Linked DNA regions of Homo sapiens: region 1 is linked to region 2. The links are chromatin loops, found by intact Hi-C in ENCODE. Cell type or tissue: K562. All regions are shown on one strand. Links, peaks and the distances in the headings refer to the core of each region. The heading gives the core; the rest is flanking DNA.

What was found. A loop is a pair of places that touch in the nucleus more often than their neighbours do. Peaks named below come from ENCODE experiments on the same cell type or tissue, not always from the same donor. Only the 100,000 strongest peaks of a DNase experiment are listed, where the experiment ranks them.
Region 1: it touches region 2 in a loop (19-fold over the local background); 2 of 110 quality-filtered maps call a loop at or near these places.

The regions. Positions count from the first base shown.
Region 1 is chr4:110,314,402-110,317,322 of GRCh38, forward strand. No RefSeq gene overlaps it. Among named protein-coding and RNA genes, the nearest start is that of ELOVL6, 120 kb to the left of the region's middle. RefSeq lists a silencer at 1,092-1,386. In K562, for the core only: a CTCF peak has its summit at 1,252 (motif pointing right); a DNase peak (open chromatin) is centred at 1,280.
Region 2 is chr4:112,030,554-112,033,474 of GRCh38, forward strand. The region is part of intron 1 of LINC02945 (long intergenic non-protein coding RNA 2945); the gene reads right to left. Among named protein-coding and RNA genes, the nearest start is that of LINC02945, 80 kb to the right of the region's middle. In K562, for the core only: a CTCF peak has its summit at 1,361 (motif pointing left); a DNase peak (open chromatin) is centred at 1,328.

The DNA.
Region 1 (2,921 bases), core at 304-2,803, 1.7 Mb before region 2:
AGGAGTCAGAGGTTGCATGCAGTGAGCCAAGGTAACGCCACTGCACTCCAACCTGAGCCAGACCCTGTCTCTAAATAAATAAATAAATGGAGGTAAGGTATTTAGTTCACCTGAAGGATAGTATGCTCAAGGAGACAAAATTTTGTCTAAATTCACAAGGACATTTTCAAGAAAAATAAACCATTTGTGCTTGGCAACATTGGGGGCCCTTTGATCTAATGTCCGTCTCGTTTAGTCATTCATAACTTGAATTATCTTGAAACACTCCACTGACTAACGTGAACCTGCTAGGAGGTGCATTCCAGGCCAGAGAATTGTAATTCATGCCCAAGTATTTCCACTGCTTAACTGTGTCATTTCACTTCTCTAAAGCAGTTGAAATCTTGAAATCACTGTAAAGGTGAGTGTAGTAATGTAATTTGCAAGAAGGATAAGGAGAAGAAGAAGAAAGAAAAAAGAGAAGAAGAGGAAGAGGAAGAAGAAGAAGATGAAGAGAAGGAGGAGGAGGAGGAGGAGGAAAGACAGAAAGACAAAATTGAGATTGCCAGATTAAAAAATTTTGTGTGCAGCTAGGCTCAGTGACTCATGCCTGTAATCCCAGCACTTACGGAGGCCCAGGCAGGAGAACTGTTTGAGGTTAGGTGTTCAAGACCAACCTGGGCAACATGGCAAGACCTCATTTCTACAAAAAAATAAAAATTGCCAAGTATGGTGATGGTGTCCCTGTGGTCTCAGCTACTTGGTAGGCTGAGGTGGGAGGATCGGCAGGAGATCGAGGCTGCCATGAACCATGATCACGCTGCTGCACTCCAGTCTCGGCGACAGAGTGAGACACTGACTCAAAAAGAAAAAAGTAGGGCCGGGTGCGGTGGCTCACACCTGTAATCCCAGCACTTTGGAAGGCCGAGGTAGGCAGATCACGAGGTCAGGAGATCGAGACCATCCTGCCTAACACGGTGAAACCCCGTCTCTACTAAAAATACAAAAAATTAGCCAGGCCTGGTGGCAGGTGCCTGTAGTCCCAGCTAGTCTGGAGGCTGAGGCAGGAGAATCGCTTGAACCTGGGAGGCGGAGGTTGCAGTGAGCCGAGATCGCGCCACTGCACTCCAGCCTGGGTGACAGAGCGAGACTCTGTCTCAAAAAAAAAAAAAAAAGAAAAAATTTTTGTGTGATAACATGGGAATTATAACAAAGTTCAAGAAGCTAACAGCCCAAATCAGTAATTCCATTGAGATCAGAGGGCTGACAGCAGATGGCGCTATTCCATCTTGACTTAGCCATTGTGCAAGCAACCACCTTGGAAACCACTGAAAGGCAGCGGCATCAGTCTCCTTTTTTAGCATCGGAACTTGGACAGGTGACCCAGAGTTAAAACTTTTAAATGAAGGAATATTTTATCCTAGTATTTTATTTTCATAAAAAAGAACTAACGCAGTGGCTTATGCCTGTAATCCCAGCACTTTGGGAGGCTTAAGCGGGTGGATCACTTGAGGTCAGGAGTTCGAGACCAGCCTGGCCAACATGGTGAAACCCCGTCTTTACTAAAAATAGAAAAATTAGCCGGACGTAGTAGTGCGCGCCTGTAATCCCAGCTACTCAGGAGGCTGAGGCACGAGAATAGCTTGAACTCAGGAAGCGGAGGTTGCAGTGAGCCAAGATCCTGCCACTGCACACCAGCTTGAAGCATAGAAAAATTAAAGTACTGAAGTAGATTAAAATGGGAAAATGTGTTAGAAGTTATTGTGTGGGTGTTTTCCTACCATGCCTGGAAAGCTTATTCTTGTTTGGCATTTAATTAATTCAGTTCACTAAAAAATAATTGAGTGCTCACATGTATCCAGCACAGTTATGGTTGCTTGGTGTACATCCATGAACAAAAAAGACAAAGATCCCTGTATTTGTGGAGCTTCTATTGCATCAGGGAGAGAAAGACAATAAAAATAATAAATAAGAAAATAGTACAGTGTGTTAGAAGGGGGTAAGTGACACTTTGGAAAAATAAAGGCAGGGCATGGTAAGGGGGCTCAGGCATCCTGGGCAGTGGGGAGGGTTTGATTTTGTATAAGGTATTTTATTCATTGAGGAGATGACATTTCAACAAAAATATAAAGGATGTAAGGGAGTTAGCTAGGTAAATATCCAGGGAAAGAGGAGTTCCTGCAGAGGGACTAGACTTTACAAAGACCTCAGTTTGGGAGCATGTTTGGTTTGTTTAGAGAACTCAACAAGATGGTCAATGTGGCTGCAGTGGAGTGAATGAGAAGGGGAGCAGGAGAAGATGAGGTCAGAGAGGTGAAATAGCGGGCAGATCCTGGAGGCTTTGCAAACTATTCTAAGAAATCGAGTGCCATTGTCAAGTCTTGAACAAAGGAGTAATAAAATCTGATTTATGGCTTTTTTCTTCTTTTTTTTTTGAGATGGAGTCTCACTCTGTTGCCTAGGCTGGAGTGCAATGACATGATCTCGGTTGACTACAACATCCGCCTCTCGGGTTCAAGTGATTCTCCTGCCTCGGCCTCCCGAGTAGCTGGGATTACAGGCATCCGCCACCATGCCAAGGTAATTTTTATATTTTTAGTAGAGATGGGGTTTCACCAGTTTGGCCAGGCTGGTTTTGAACTCCTGAATTCAGGTGATCCACCTGCCTCGGCCTCCCAAAGTGCTGGGATTACAGGCATGAGCCACCGTGTCTGGCCTGGTTTATGTTTTTAAAAGATCATGCAGTCCTGTGATAAGAATAGTAGACTTTAGAGGGTCAAACATAGAAGTTGGGAAGCTAGAGAAGGGGCTATTACAGCAGTCCAGACAAAAGCCCAGAGTGGCTCAAACCAGGTATTAATGGAAATAACAATGGAGGTATCAGGAAGTAGCTGGATTCTGGCTATTTATTTTGACATTAGAGTTGACAGATTTTTTTTTTT
Region 2 (2,921 bases), core at 331-2,830:
GGTATCATATACATCAATTTTTGGGAAGAGCACATTTAAAGACAGATGTCTGCTGTCCTGGCACCTCCAATATCACATTATTTTATGCATATTAAGAAGGTGTCATGGAATCGTCTCTGGTTCAGACCCTCTGGAATGTGAGGCATGGTCTTGGGATTGTGCCCTGCTGCCCTTTCTACATTAAATGCTAAACTGTCAGAGTGAGAGGAAACAGGTGGACCCAGTACAACGAGGGCCATCTGACTGAGACTGCCAACCTTCAGGTGGAACGTAGGAAATCAGAAATCAGCAGCCTTTCTGGACACTGTTATCACTATAAGAAACCATAATAATAAAAATGGGGGACTTAACATTGTAGATATTAGTAATGATCACTGCAATAAGCAACTCCTTTCCATGGACGCAGTCTCAAGTCCATGATGGCTTTACTTTAGGAGGGCTATTTATGCTATCCTCTATTTCAGAACTATATTTTGCTAGAAAAATGATTAAAGCTTATTCTCTTTTTGCATTTTGAAGTATTGGGCTTTTCATTTTAAAGTGTTTGATATGAAATTTCATCTTTATAATGAGAGTAGCTATTTATTGATTGCTTACAATGCTGAGGACACTGTGCTAAGAACTTTATATTCACAAACCTATTTGAGCCTTAAAACAACCCTTCAGGATAAGTATTATCAACTATTCTTCTTTATAGATGAAGCAATAAAACATCATATAACAAGTAGGGGAAAATCCACATCTCAAACCTTAGGCTTTGGGACTCCAAAGCCTATGTTCTTAACCACCACCTTACCCCATCTTGCCTTTGCAATCATGTATGGATTGCCAAAGAGCTATGCCCAGTTATTCACCACATTTTTTCAATATAAAATAAGTTCATCATCTAATAAGAAGATCATGATTTCTTTTCAGCTATTTAAGTGCTATAAATTCTCTTTATTTGCTCATTAGCTGGTATATCTTATCAGCTAATGGCAAAATGTAAAACCAGCTGGTTTTTAGAACCTTTCTTTTGCTTTCATTCTCAATGCTCCCTGAGTTGTTTGGTTGGTTGGTTGTATTTGTTATAAAGGAGTTAAGAGTAAGTACAAAGCAATGACAACATTGTCAAAAAGCAGAATTTGTTTTAAATTGTTCTCAACCATTTTCTTTATCAACATATACATCGCCACATAAAAAATCCAAAATTAGTTGGATTTTTACACTGGCTGGAGGTAGTCCTTAATTTTGTAAAATGGCTGGTTTTATAAACTGCAGAATGATACACTTCTGTGCAACAGAGCAGCCGAAGTCTGAAAACAAACTATTTGGTAGTCAAACCCTCCCCCATTCTAGGCTTCTTATATGGAGCTGCCATGACATCTAGTGGCCAAAATTTAGGGAAGCTATTCTTTATCCATAAAGCACACAGGATTTCTAATTTAGAAGCATATTGAAAATCTCACATAGAAAATGAAATTGTCGGTAAATACAGTGCTTCAAAGTTTACGACTATTACGTGAATTGTTGGTTTATCCTTCCTACATTACTTAGATATTTTAAAATATTTATCATAATGAATTTACACCAAAGCCTTGGTTTATTCTGAGGTGAGTATGTGAATGCATCATAGGATTTGATTCTTTGTGTTTTACTTCTGTAAGAGTAACAACAATTCGATATCAATGATTAAATCAACTTTACATTTTAAATGACAGTCTAAGTAAATGAGTAATAACTTTATATTATCTCAAATTAAAGTGAAACAACTGACATACAAGTCAATTCCCTGCACCTTTTTGCTGAGTTAATGGGATTTCTTTTCTAAAGAAGAAATATTTAATGTTATTAAAGGAAGAAATAGAAGATTGGAAGTCAATTTTTAAAGCAAAATAACTAAAAATGAACAGAGTATAGTTGTCTTCAGCAGATTTTTTTTAAAATTCCAAAGGTCTGTTTCTAGTAGATTTTCTGTGGTTTAAGCTAAAATAAATAGTTCGTGGAAACCACAATATACAAATGATCAGAAATAATTTTTAAACTCTTTTTCTAATGAGTTTTTTAGTCTAAGAAACACCAAAATAACAGCCCGAGACAGAGACTGATGCATCCATGGTTTATGAAAGCTATAATCACAGGAGTGGGGGACAGGAAGGGGCAGGAGAGACAAGAATGGATACAGAAGGAGGGGCAGCCAATACAACGATGCAATATAGAATTGGCCACTCCTGGATGCAACTGATTCCTGGATCTACAGGACCTTCTGAGAAAACTTATGGACTGTACCGTATCTCCAAATCACTCTCTGGAAGGATGCAAGGGTGGAGCATTTCCTGTCCATTTTTATGCCATATTGGTCAAGGTCTGTCCCATGGGTCATAAACTCACCCACACAGGGAGGCTGTTCATATGTGTTCAAGAATCCAAGGCTTCTGGTGTCAGAGAAGCTTTATATGGACTGAGGCAAGGCACTTCCAGTTGTACCTACATAAAACAGGTCAAAATCTGTGCACAGGCCGGGCACAGTGGCTCATGCCTGTAAACCCAGCGCTTTGGGAGGCCAAGGCGGGCAGATGACCTGAGGTCCAGAGTTCGAGACCAGCCTGGCCAACATGGTGAAACCCGGTCACTACTAAAAATATAAACATTAGCTGGGCATGGTAGTGCATGCCTGTAATCCCAGCTTCTCGGGAGGCTGAGGCAGGAGAATTGCTTGAACCTGGGAGGCAGAGGTTGCAGCCAGCCAAGATCACACTGCTGCACTCCAGCCTGGGCAACAAAGGGAGATGCTGTCTCAAAAAAAAAAAAACAAAAATCTGTTCATAACTGTTGTCTGCAGCAATGGCTGAAATGAAAGATGTGGCCAAGCGGATCTGCAGTGCTACACAAGAAACATTCAATAAATGTGCATGCAATTATACTATCTGTGTTACATTAAT